Regions from separate parts of the Homo sapiens genome. Here all the other regions are linked to region 2. The links are chromatin contacts, found by Hi-C or POLR2A ChIA-PET in ENCODE. All regions are on one chromosome and are shown on one strand. Each heading gives the region's core, a stretch centred on a gene start or an enhancer-like site at or near the end of the contact. The rest is flanking DNA. Distances are from core to core; before and after follow the strand shown. Region 1 has its middle 17 kb from the start of KLF2. Region 2 holds the start of MED26 (mediator complex subunit 26). Region 3 holds the start of HSH2D (hematopoietic SH2 domain containing). Region 4 overlaps EPS15L1 (epidermal growth factor receptor pathway substrate 15 like 1).

What was found. A loop is a pair of places that touch in the nucleus more often than their neighbours do. ChIA-PET counts read pairs that join two places held with the same protein, here RNA polymerase II (POLR2A). Pooled maps may share reads with other maps.
Region 1: a loop to region 2 is called in a pooled map, with 4 times the contacts of the local background. The contact joins the enhancer-like site here to the promoter of MED26 in region 2. A Hi-C loop is called at or near these places in 6 of 50 pooled maps. POLR2A ChIA-PET finds 5 or more read pairs at or near these places in 2 of 52 experiments (CD8-positive, alpha-beta memory T cell and activated naive CD4-positive, alpha-beta T cell).
Region 3: a map with no recorded cell type shows a loop between it and region 2 (7-fold over the local background). The contact joins the promoter of HSH2D here to the promoter of MED26 in region 2. A Hi-C loop is called at or near these places in 2 of 37 single-sample maps with no recorded cell type and 2 of 50 pooled maps. POLR2A ChIA-PET finds 5 or more read pairs at or near these places in 1 of 52 experiments (GM10248).
Region 4: a pooled map shows a loop between it and region 2 (15-fold over the local background). The contact joins the enhancer-like site here to the promoter of MED26 in region 2. A Hi-C loop is called at or near these places in 1 of 37 single-sample maps with no recorded cell type and 6 of 50 pooled maps. POLR2A ChIA-PET finds 5 or more read pairs at or near these places in 1 of 52 experiments (activated CD4-positive, alpha-beta T cell).

The regions. Positions count from the first base shown.
Region 1 is chr19:16,340,551-16,343,464 of GRCh38, forward strand. No RefSeq gene overlaps it. Among named protein-coding and RNA genes, the nearest start is that of KLF2, 17 kb to the left of the region's middle. RefSeq lists an enhancer at 2,031-2,260. Within about 2 kb of position 1,592, at least 21 of the 41 ENCODE cell types and tissues checked have a DNase peak (open chromatin) inside an H3K27ac peak, as active enhancers do.
Region 2 is chr19:16,626,920-16,629,619 of GRCh38, forward strand. MED26 (mediator complex subunit 26) reads right to left here and starts at 1,285. Exons shown (of 3, transcript NM_004831.5): 1 at 953-1,285. The coding sequence starts at 1,024. It overlaps LOC105372296 (a long non-coding RNA gene), which reads left to right and starts at 1,513. Exons shown (of 2, transcript XR_936361.3): 1 at 1,513-2,329; 2 at 2,440-2,700. RefSeq lists silencers at 1,149-1,208, 1,309-1,568, 1,819-1,898 and enhancers at 1,413-2,344, 2,449-2,498.
Region 3 is chr19:16,142,112-16,144,934 of GRCh38, forward strand. It overlaps HSH2D (hematopoietic SH2 domain containing), which reads left to right and starts at 1,574. Exons shown (of 6, transcript NM_001382417.1): 1 at 1,574-1,663. RefSeq lists enhancers at 867-916, 1,015-1,709, 1,197-1,356, 1,437-1,696, 1,837-1,916 and 1 more.
Region 4 is chr19:16,365,474-16,368,431 of GRCh38, forward strand. All of the region lies in intron 22 of EPS15L1 (epidermal growth factor receptor pathway substrate 15 like 1), which reads right to left. Among named protein-coding and RNA genes, the nearest start is that of KLF2, 42 kb to the left of the region's middle. RefSeq lists enhancers at 868-937, 1,088-1,317. Within about 2 kb of position 1,263, at least 14 of the 41 ENCODE cell types and tissues checked have a DNase peak (open chromatin) inside an H3K27ac peak, as active enhancers do.

The DNA of each region.
Region 1 (2,914 bases), core at 342-2,841, 290 kb before region 2:
ACAAAAATTAGCCAGGCATGGTGGAGTGCACCTGTAATCCCAGCTACTCGGGAGGCTGAGGCAGGGGGATCACTTGAACCCGGGAGGCAGAGGCTGCAGTGAGCTAATATTGCTCCACTGCACTCCAACCTGCTGGGCGACAGAGTGAGACTGTCTCAAAAAACAATTGGGATGTTCATCAAAGCACTATTCATAACAGCCAAAAAGTAGAAACAACCCAAGTGTCCATTAGAGAATGAATAAGAAAACTGTGATCCATACATACAATGGAATATTATTCAGCCATGAAAAGGAATGAAGCACTGATCCATGCTACAATGTGGATGAGCCCCCAAAACATTCTGAGTGAGAGAAGCCAGACGCGAAAGCCCACATAGTGTGAGATTCCACTGATACAAAATGCCCAGAACAGGCAAATCCAGAGAGACAGGAAGCAGATGAGTGGCTGCCAGGGGCTGGGGGAGGGGAATGGGGAGTGGCTGCTGATGGGGACAGGGTCTCCTCTTGGGGGATGCAAATGTTCTGGAATTAGACAGAGGTGATGGTTGCACAACATTGTGAATGCACGAAATGCCACTACCGTGTACACTTCATGGTTAGTTTTATGTTATGTGAATTTCAGCTCAATTTTAAGGTGTAAAAAAAGCAATTGAGAATAAGTTGCTTCTGTTGTAAAACGTTACTTTTTTTTTCAGACGGAGTCTTGCTCTGTCGCCCACGCTGGAGTGCAGTGGTGCAATCTCGGCTAACTGCAACCTCCGCCTCCCAGGTTCAGGTGATTCTCCTGCCTCGGCCTCCCCAGCAGCTGGAATTACCGGCGCCCGCCACCACTCCCAGCTAATTTTTGTATTTTTAGTAGAGACGGGTTTCACTGTGTTGGCCAGAAGGGTCTCAAATGCCTGACCTCAAGTGATCCACCCACCTTGGCCTCTTAAAATGCTGGGATTACAGGCATGAGCCACCATGCGCAGCCACATTACTATTTTTAATACAGTTATTTTGTCAATATAACATAAAGTTTGGACCGAGTATCCACTGATGAATGAATGGATAAACAAAATGTGGTCTATCCATCTATCCAGACAATGGAATAGTATTCAGTTTTTAAAAAGAAAGAGATTATAGGGCCGGGCGCGGTGGCTCACGCTTGTAATCCCAACACTTTGGGAGGCCGAGGCGGGCGGATCATGAGGTCAGGAGTTCGAAACTAGCCTGGCCAACATGGTGAAACCCAGTCTATACTAAAAATACAAAAATTAGCTGGGCGTGGCGGTGCGTGCCTGTAATCCCAGCTACTCGGGAGGCTGAGGCAGGAGAATTGTTTGAACCCAGGAGGCGGAGGTTGCAGTGAGCCGAGATCACGCCATTACACTCCAGCCTGGGCAGCAGTGCAAGACTACAATTCAAAAAAAAAAGAAAAGAAAAGAAAAGAAAAAGAGAAAGATTCTGACACATACATGCTCCAACAGGAACTATCCTAAGTGAAATACGCCAGACACAAAAAGAGAAATACTGTATGAGTCCATGCATCAGATTCATAGAGACAGGAAGTAGAATGGTGGGTGCGAGGGGCTGGGGGAGGAGGAAATGGGGAATGAGTATTTAGTGGGGGCAGAGTTTCAGTTTTACAAGCTGACAAGAGCTCTGCTGCGTAACATGAATGGACTGGGGTGAGCCGTGAGGGCTGGAGGGCCCTCAGACAAGAGAAAGGATGACAGTTCCAAGGCTTCAAACAGATGCTCTGAGAGAACCAGTCCTCAGAAAGGCTGAGAATCCCTGGAATTTTTCCTGGGCTGGAAGGGATCTGCTCTATGGCTTAAAGGTCTTGGCCAAGGGCCTGAAGAACCACCCATCTTCCAGGGCCCAGGCACTCCGACTCCTCAAATTTAAATACAGGCGCTTTCTACGCATGAGTGCCAAACCATTTCCAGTAAGTCTCATTGTCAGCTATAAAAATAACCACTGTTGAAGCAGAGACAAGCTCGTGATGCAGCCAGGCAGTGCCACAGAGAGGCAATGGCATCTGTCCCTGTCAAATGGAAAGTCCCCTGGCCAAGCCTCTGAATTCAAGTGAACATCTTGGTCTTGGATGTGACCATCTGAATGGTGGTCGAGAAAGTGCTTGGTCCATAGAAGGCACCCAGGACACTCGAGCCCCCTTCTCTCCCATGACCTTCGTACAATGGCACGGAATGGAGACGCAGGGCTGGGACTTCCCCTCCACCACACCGGTTTCCTTTACAATGAGATTCCATTCCTATAATGAGGAATAATGTAGTAGCTTAGTTAATACAGACAGAACTGCCCCTCAGTCGGTTCTTGGGTAGTGGAGCTAGAATATACAGGCCCTGCTCTAAAAGCTCAAAGCAATCCCTGGACAGTAACCATAGCTTTAATAATACTCATCTGGGCCGGGTGCGGTGGCTGAAGCCTGGAATCCCAGCACTTTGGGAGGCCGAAGCGGGCAAATCACAAGGTCAGGAGTTCGAGACCAGCCTGGCCAACATAGTGAAAGCCCATCTCTACTAAAAATACAAAAAAATTAGCTGGGCTTAGTGGCGGGCACCTGTAATCCCAGCTGCTCGGGAGGCTGAGGCAGGAGAATTGCTTGAACCCGGGAGGCGGAGGTTACATGAGCTGAGATCGTGCCACTGCACTACAGCCCAGGTGACACAGTGAGACTCCATCTAAAATAATAAGAATAATACCCATCTGAATGAATAATAACAAAAACCAGTACCACTGGCTAGGAGGCGGAAGTGGGGTTATGGGGAATTGCTCAATGGGTACAGAGTGTCAATTTCACAAAATGAGAAAGTTCTAGAGATCTGTTGCAGAATGGTGTGAATATATTTAACACTGCTGAACCACGCACTTGAAAGTGGTTTTTTTAAAAAAAAAGTGGTTAAAGTGG
Region 2 (2,700 bases), core at 35-2,534:
CACCCCCCCACCCCCGCAACAACACACACACACACACGGAAGGGGAGGGGGCGGTCCCTCCGCAAACAGTAGCCTCAGCAAAGGGGCACCCGAGGAAGCGACACTCTGGAGTTAACCCCGACAGTCTGGGTCAAAAACCACCAGGCTGAGACCCCCAGGTGAGGGAAAGAGCCTACTGAAACAGAGCTCTTGGGTAAACGGGAGAGAAAAGTCCTCTTTAATTCACTACCTAAAAAATGGAGCTCTGGCTTGGTCAGAGACGCAATGGGTACTGAGGCCCAGAAAGGCAACAGGAAGGATCCCACCCTCCCCGAGATCATCTATCGTCGGCAGCGACCCCAAGAGGGTTTTGGCAAAGGCGTGTCTAGTCACAGAAGGGAGACAGACTCTCCACGTACCCTAGGTACCCGGCCAGGGGCAAAACAGACTGGGGGTTCTCTCCGAAGCCAGGAAGGTGCTGCCAGCCGAGAGGAGGGGGAAGAAGGACTTCCCTGATCACCCAGGAGGCCAAGACATGGGAGACATAGGTTCCCCGAGTCATACCCCGGACACCAGTTGCTTCACAGCCCTTCTCCCTCCCCTTCCCGCTCCGGGAGGGCTTCCCGGGGGTCTCGGGTCCCGGAGGGAGGGCGAGGCAGAGAAGCTTCGTCCAGAGCAGTGAGGGTCGTAGAGCTGGAGCAGAAAGGGAGGAAAAACTCTAGCCTCAGCTCCCCCGTCTGCTTCCTCCGCCCAGGCCGCACGGAAGCCTCGGCCTCACGTACCGAGCGCTGCCGGGCTGCCCGACCTGCCCCCGGCCCGGGCCCGAGAAGCGAGAGGCAGGGATGGCAGCGGCCCTCGAGGGGAGGTGGGCGCCAGACGGGTCCCCCGAAGCCCGGTGGGCGAGGGGTACAGGAGAGGGGGAGGGTCCCGGGCCCATGCGGCCTCCGTCCCAGCTCGCGCGGCGGGTACTTACGTTGCTCTGGGGGTCGATGGCCTGCAGCAGCCGGTCCCTGATCTGCTGCGGAGACGCCGGAGCCGCTGTCATTGCCTGGGCGAGGCGGGGGGTTGCGGCCGGGCCAGCGGGCGGGCGGGCTGAGGCGGGGGACGGGGGTCACTCACTCGCCGGCCTCCGGGAGCCGGAGCCGCATGTTCCCCGCGGCGCCGGGGGGTTGGGGGCGCGCGGGGTGGCGGAGAGGGGAGCCGGGGCCGGGTCTCGGTCCCGGGCCGCCGCCGCCACCAAAGGAGGAGGAGGAGCCGCCGGAGCCGCCGCCGCTCGCTGCCGCCGCCTCGAGAACCAAACTCCAGTGAGCTGCCCCCGCGCGGAGTACTCTGGGTAGTCCGCGCCGCACGCAGCGTCGGCGCCACGCTGAGGAGGTTGGGAGATGGGGCGGGCGGAGACGCCAGGCCTGGGCGGGGCTGCCCGTGTGCCACGCCCCGCGCCTCCGCGCAAGCGCGCGCAGGCGCACTCGTCCGCCCGTGACGCCCCGCCCAGCCGCCCGGCCTAGGCAGCCGTTGGGAGGAGGTTGGGCGGGGCAACGGCCCCCGTCCAGGTCACGGGGCGGGGCTTTCTGACGGAAGCGCGCGCGCAAAGAGTCCTTGAACCCGGACGCTCGCAGCGGCTACCTCGGGGCGGGGAGGGCGGCGGGAAAATCCTTCCTCTGGGAGAGCCTTCCCGGCGCGTGACTGGGGGACGGGAGTCGCAGGCTGAGCAGCTGCCGAGTTTTTTGTGAGGGCGAGGGAACCAGACGTCCACGTTGTGATTCTGCGCGCAGAAGGGTCATCGGAGTCCGGGGGTGTCGCCGCGGCCCCCCCGCCCCTCAGAGGGTGTGGGAATGGGTGTGGTGGCAGGGCGGGGGTCTGCACCGCCACGCGCGACCCCGATCGCGAAAACGTGAGGCGGCAAAGCGCCTCTGGCAGAAGCCGCCCGCCGTAGCTGGGAAAGCCGGAGGTTGCAAATCTGCGTCTACGCGGCGGCTTCTCCACCTCGGCACCACTGGCATTTGGGCGGGATCGCTCTGTCTTCGGGGCGGGTCCCCCGATCTGTCGGAAGTTGAGCGGCATCTCTGGCCTCCGAAGCGCCCCCTCCCCCAATCTGCAGTCATTGCCGCCGTCCCTTGTGGGGGCACAGTCCCCCCGCCCCCCCACCGGCAGAGAACCCCGTGATTGAAAGACCCTTCTACCCGCCTCTGCCTTGAGATTCTGTAAAACTGAGATGCTCATTCTCTTAACCAAACACGTCACAGAGGAGGAAACGGAGGCCCAAGGTCACCTAGACTTCGGGGTTAAGCCCAGAACCGCAGATGTCAAGTTTAAGGGCGCCCCTCCTCCCTCCACCCTGTTTATTGCCTTGGTAATTGCTCCCCTCTCTCTGGGAGCTCTGTTGGAAATGCTCTTGTGAGACGGGATGGAAAGGCAAGCTCGGCGGCCTCGGGAGAAATCTTTTTTTTCCCACTGTTACAGGAAGACCTAGATTTAAAACAGGAGGAAGACAGCTGATGAGAACCACATGTGTGCCTTGGAGCTGCCCGACACCTGTTAGTCTTGTATTTGTTGTGCTTCTGGGAAATATTTTCATTTGCAAAAACGGCTGCTTCTGCACGTGGCTATGGTTGCGTGCTTCTGCACATGTGAAAAGTTTTACATCACACTTGGAGGAGAAAAGAAACACGGGCAAAACACTTGTCATTTACTGCTCCCAACCTCGCCCCTCCCAGAATGCGG
Region 3 (2,823 bases), core at 324-2,823, 480 kb before region 2:
ATATTTTAAAATATTTTATAATGGAGGAAGTCCTGGTGTGGACCTATGCGTGCCATGAGACCCCAGCCTGTCCAGGCTCAATTCAGTTTCAAGGCCTTTGTGCCTGCTCTTCCCTCCCCCAGCCTGGGCAATATAGCAAGACCCCATCTCTACAAAAAAATATACTCTTTCTGCACTACGCACTCCCCAAATCAAGATGATTCCTTCTCACCCTCAAATGCCCCTTCCTTCACGTCAGTTAGGTCACCTCTGTGGGTTTGTGCAACTGCTGTTCCCACTTCCTGTTTCCCCTTTGGATTTTTTTGTTTGTTTGGGGTTTTTTGTTTTTTTGTTTTGTTTTGTTTGGTTTTCGTTGGTTTTGTTTTGTTTGAGACGGAGTTACACTCTCGCTGCCCAGGCTGGAGTGCAGTGGTGAGATCTCAGCAAACCGCAACCTCCACCTCCCGGGTTCAAGCGATTCTCCTGCCTCAGCCTCCCAAATAGCTGGGATTACAGGCATGTGTCACCACGCCGGGCTAATTTTGCAGTTTTAGTAGAGACGGGATTTCTCCATGTTGGTCAGGCTGGTCGCGAACTCCTGACCTCAAATGATCTGCCCACCTTGGCCTCCCAAAGTGCTGGGATTACAGGCATGAGCCACCGCACCCAGCTGGTGTTTTTTTGTTTGTTTGTTTTGCGGGGGACAGAATTTCCCTCTGTCATCCAGGCTAAAGTGCAGTGGCGTGATCTCGGCTCACTGCAGCCTCTGCGTCCCTGGTCCAAGCGATTCTCTTGCATCAGCCTCCTGAGTAGCTGGGATTACAGGCACCCGCCACCACGCCTAATTTTTGTATTTTTAGTAGAGACAGGGTTTTACCATGTTGGCCAGCCTGGTCTCAAACTCCTGGCCTCAAATGATCCACCCGCCTCGGCCTCCCAAAGTGCTGGGATTACAGGCGTGAGCCACCGCGCCCAGTTTCTGTTCCCCCTTTGTTGCTTTTGTTTTTGTTTTGAGAAGGAGTCTCACTCCGTTGCCCAGGCTGGAGTGCAATGGTGCGATCTCTGCTCACTGCAACCTCCGCCTCCCGGGTTCAAGCAATTCTTGTGCCTCAGCCTCCTGAGTAGCTGGGATTACAGGCGTGCGCCGCCACACCCGGCTGATTTTCGTATTTTAATAGAGACGGGGTTTTGCCATGTTTGCCAGGCTGGTCTCAAACTCCTGACCTCAAGTGATCCGCCTGCCTCAGCCTGTCAAAGTGCTGGGATTGCAGGTGTGAGCCACCGCACCCGTTCCCCGTTCTCCCTTTGTAATGATGTCTCACTCCTCTTCACTGCTTGATAGATTATAGATGCCAGGAGTCAGGGGGCCTGCACCTGTCTCCGTGTCACCCCTGTGTCCTCCAAACAGCAGGCACACAGTAGGTGCTCAATAACAACTTGCTGGGGGCAAGACAGGAGCAAGCTGTCTCTGCACCTGTGGCACCAGATGCTTTGTTGGACTGCAGACAGGGTGACTTGAGCTGTCCTTGTTCCGCCCCCAGGGCTCACCTGCTTGAGGAAACAGGAACTGCCTCGGGGCAGCCAGCCCCGCCCCATTGACGTGCAGACCTTGAATCGAAACCCAGGCTCCTGCAGGCACTGGCACAGCTACAGCGAGGGCCTCGGCCATCCAAGGGTCTCCCAGGTATGTGACCCAAGAGCCTCAGCCCTCGAGGAGACAGAACGTGGGGGCTGGGCTAGGCCAGAAGGAGGGACAGGGCTAGTGGGGCCTGGGGTGGCAGGAGGGATTTTCTAGGGGCATGGGGGAGAGCTTCGTGGAGGAGGGGGTATTTGTGGTGACCACAAATGGAAAATGGAGCTGGAGTTAGGGAAAAGGGGGTCTTGGCAAGACAACAGCATGAGCAAAGGTATGGAGAGGCAAGAGAGAGAGAGCAAGGATGTCTTTAGGTCTAGAATGTGGGTAGCGGGGAAGTAGAGGAGGCTCCCAGGCCAGGGTCAGGAGCTTGAATTTGAGCATGCGGTCTTTCATCACTAGATAGCTGTTCACCAGCAAAGACCCTTGCACCCTCCTCTGTGCCAGGCCAGCACCAGGACACAGAAAAAAACAACAACACAGGAACCTAGCCCTAAGCCCTGATCCCTAGGAGGCCCTCAGGCTGGTGGAGACAGAGCAAGATAAAGACACTCTAGCTCCATGGAGTCATGGCTGGACCAGAGAGAGGAACAGGGGGGAACGTTGGGGACAGAGAGGGGTGCCAGGGTGTTGTCTGGGGGGAGATGCAGGAAAGCTGCCTGGAGGAGGGGACATTTTTACTGGGTTTTGAAGGATAAATAGGAGCTCTTCCAAGTAAAAAAAAAGAATAAGCCTGTAAACATTACCCCATGATAGGTCACAACTGGATTCATGAATATTGTATATATATCTCTATATATACACAGTGCTAGCTAAACTTTCCTAGGTAAATATCATTATTCCCAAATTAAAGACAGAAATACAGGGACAGAGAGCCATTAAGTGACTTATCTGAGGTCACACAGCGGCTAAGTGGGCGAGCTAGGGTTTGAACCCAGGCCATCTGGGTCGAATTCTAGGCTCTTTTTTTTTTTTTTTTTTTTTTTTGAGACGGAGTCTTGCTCTGTCGCCCAGGCTGGAGTGCAGTGGCTCGATCTCAGCTCACTGCAAGCTCTGCCTCCCGAGTTCACGCCATTCTCCTGCCTCAGCCTCCCAAGTAGCTGAGACTACAGGCGCCCGCCACCACACCCAGCTAATTTTTCGTATTTTTAGTAGAGACGGGGTTTCACCATGTTAGCCAGGATGGTCTCAATCTCCTGACCTCGTGATCT
Region 4 (2,958 bases), core at 13-2,512, 260 kb before region 2:
TGGCGCCTTGATCTTGGACTTTGAGCCTCTAGAACTGCGGGACAATCCATGTCTGCTGTTTAGGCTGAGATAGAGCAAGTGTGAGCAGGGAGCCACCAAAGCCACCGGCAGGGGCACCCTGGGGGACAGTGTGACAGTGTCCTGCACCCCAGCCTGTGGGTTTGCAGGGGATAGGGACAGTGACCTCAGCCAGTCCCTCGAGCCCCTGCCTGCTTCTGCCCAGCTTCTCCCTCCACGGGAAAGCCCCCCCTCCCCCAGGGTCCCTCACCACTCTGCTTCCCGTGGCACTGGCCTCTGGCACGGCTGAGGGTCAGCTCTGTGAAAAGCGGGCCCAGCATACCACAAATGCCAGCCAATACTGCCCCATGTCCCTGGTGCCCTCCAGCCCAGGGCTCGGCACACAGTGGGCTTCAGGAGGTCCTGGTGAACCAGGTGCCACCTGTTACAGATTCCACGGGTCTCCAGGGACCTGGGGCCCTTTGGAGCAACACCCTGGGGAGCGAGAAGGGAATAAAGGCATCTGCCCTTCCTGGTTTGCAGGAAACAGCAATGTTACTGTGCATGCTTGGGTATTTGATTTTTCCTCGAATACCTATGTGATATGGATCAAATAGCAAGATTCTAGCAGAGGAAACAGTTAAGTGTTTCCAGGGGAGAAGCTCAAAGTCCCAGGACACGGTGTAGCCCCCTGGGACGGGCAGCAAGTCCAGGGTGGACACTGCTTGATTTCTCGAAGCCGTTCCTGCAGGGAGTGATCACCTGAGGCAGATTTGCAAGAATGTGGAGGGAGGTGTAAAGGGAGGACGCCCCAGCCAGGCCCCCAAGAGCGACTGCCACGGTACAGAAGGTTCAAATAAATCAGTCATTTTTGAGCTGCTTTTCTTCTTCTTTTCAATGAAGATCTTCCTCCCTTGGTTTGGGGGGTTTAAAAAAAAGAAATTGGTTTTTGGGAGGAGCGGTTAAGAATTCTGCCTGCTACCATTTCAAGCTGAGGTTTCTGATGCGCAAAGAGATGTTCAGAGAGATGAAAAGCTTCGTTCACACCAAGAACTGCCTGTGCCTGGTTTTGCTCTGTTGCCGAAACCGTTGTTATTTAGAAATCATGACTATGGTAATATGAAACCAGGGCACATCAACTGCTGGCCTCTTGTTTTCAGAAGGAACATCAACAACAACAACGGTTTTTTTCTCAGTTGTTAGTGTTTGTGCTTTGGTAAGAGAGGAGATTTTGGACCTGACACGTGTGAGGTCAGCCGAGTGCCCGGTCCAGCTCTCGACCTTGCTAATGACCAGACGCTTTGAGCAAAGAAAGCCCCCGGCATCACTGTAGGGCCACGGCCCTCAGCCCAAACTTCCCACTTTTGCTCAGCGATTTATTTTTAGCGGCTGTATTTTTCAAACCTTCTAGGTCTAGTTCCTGCTTTTATGTAACCACTTCTGCTAACTCCTTAATCGTTTTTTCCGATTTTGTGAGGTATAGCTTATCTCAAACGTGACAAAGTAACTTTAATCTGCCTCCAGGCCCTGAAGCAAAAGCTGCCACGCGCACCCACGCCAGGGTTTTATACTTTTTTATGGCTCCAGAAAACATGAGTAAGGAGAGAGCTTTACTGACGCGCATTTCAGAAAAGGGGATGGAAATCATGAAAACAAAACCCAAAAAAGTGGGTATAGAAACATCTGGGAATGATGGCATCAAACCAGGTGCCAGGCATCATCCTGGCACCTGGTTCGATGCCATCAATCCTAGATATTTGCAGCGGGAACTACCGGGGACCACAGCAGACGGCAGTGAATAAAGACAAATGAAATTAAAGACCCTCTTGGGTGTGCTGACTGCCTACCGCAGGGAGACTTCATTAACAGGGGGCAAGGGATACAAGACTGAAGAAAACACAAAATAGAACTTATTTTCAAACCACAGCAGTTTCAACAGTTACCCAAGCGGTGTACCGAAACCACACACAGGACTGACTTTAGCAAAAACAATATGAACCAAATGGTTTACCACAGTATGTGCTGTTAAAAAAAAAAAAAAAAAAAAAAAAAAAAACTTGGTGGCCGGCTCCACCCTGATAGAAATTTCTTTAATTCTCCTATTTCTCAAGCTTCTTCTCGAGGCTGCGCACGCCCCTAGCACCCGGGATCGGGGCTGTGATGGGGCTGGCTCTGCTGCACTAGCGTTCTTGGTCAGCAAAGTTTTTCAAGGTTCTGACTTTTCTATCTTGCTTTGCAGGAAGCCCTCCGCTTAAAAGCATCCTCAAGAGCTGGGTGCAAAGCAAAAAAAAAAAAAAAAAAACCCAAAAAACAACAAACAAACAAAAAATTGAATAGAAATATACAATTGCAAACCATAAAAACGGTGAATGCTATAAAAACCTTGGAAAGGAAACTCTCTTGGTTTAAATTTTTTGCTTAGGAGGAGCATAAAAGGTTCAGGTGAGGTATGGTCTCAATCAATCCGATTAATAAAAATATTAGTAATAAACATGAGAGTGAGAGAGAGAGAGAGTGTGTGTGTGTGTGTGTGTGTTTGATCCTGGCTAGGTTCTGTTTATACAGTTCAGTTCAGTGCTGTACTTGGAAAATGCAGTTCTGCAGATGAGAGATACATACAAAAACAAAAAGAAAACAAAAAAATACAAAACAAGGGTTTGTGGTCAGGGAAGCTGCCCACCTTCGCTATTATCCTATACAACACAGAACGATCACACAACTCTCACTCATCCTACACAACTGTGGACACACATACACAACCATCATTGATCCTACACAATGGGACACACACACACAAGCATCACTGATCCTACACAACAGTGGACGCACACATACAACCATCATTGATCCTACACAACAGGGGACACACATGCACAAGCATCATTGATCCTACACAACAGGAGATGGCTACACAACTGTCATTCATCCTGCACAATATGGACACTCACACAACTCCCATTC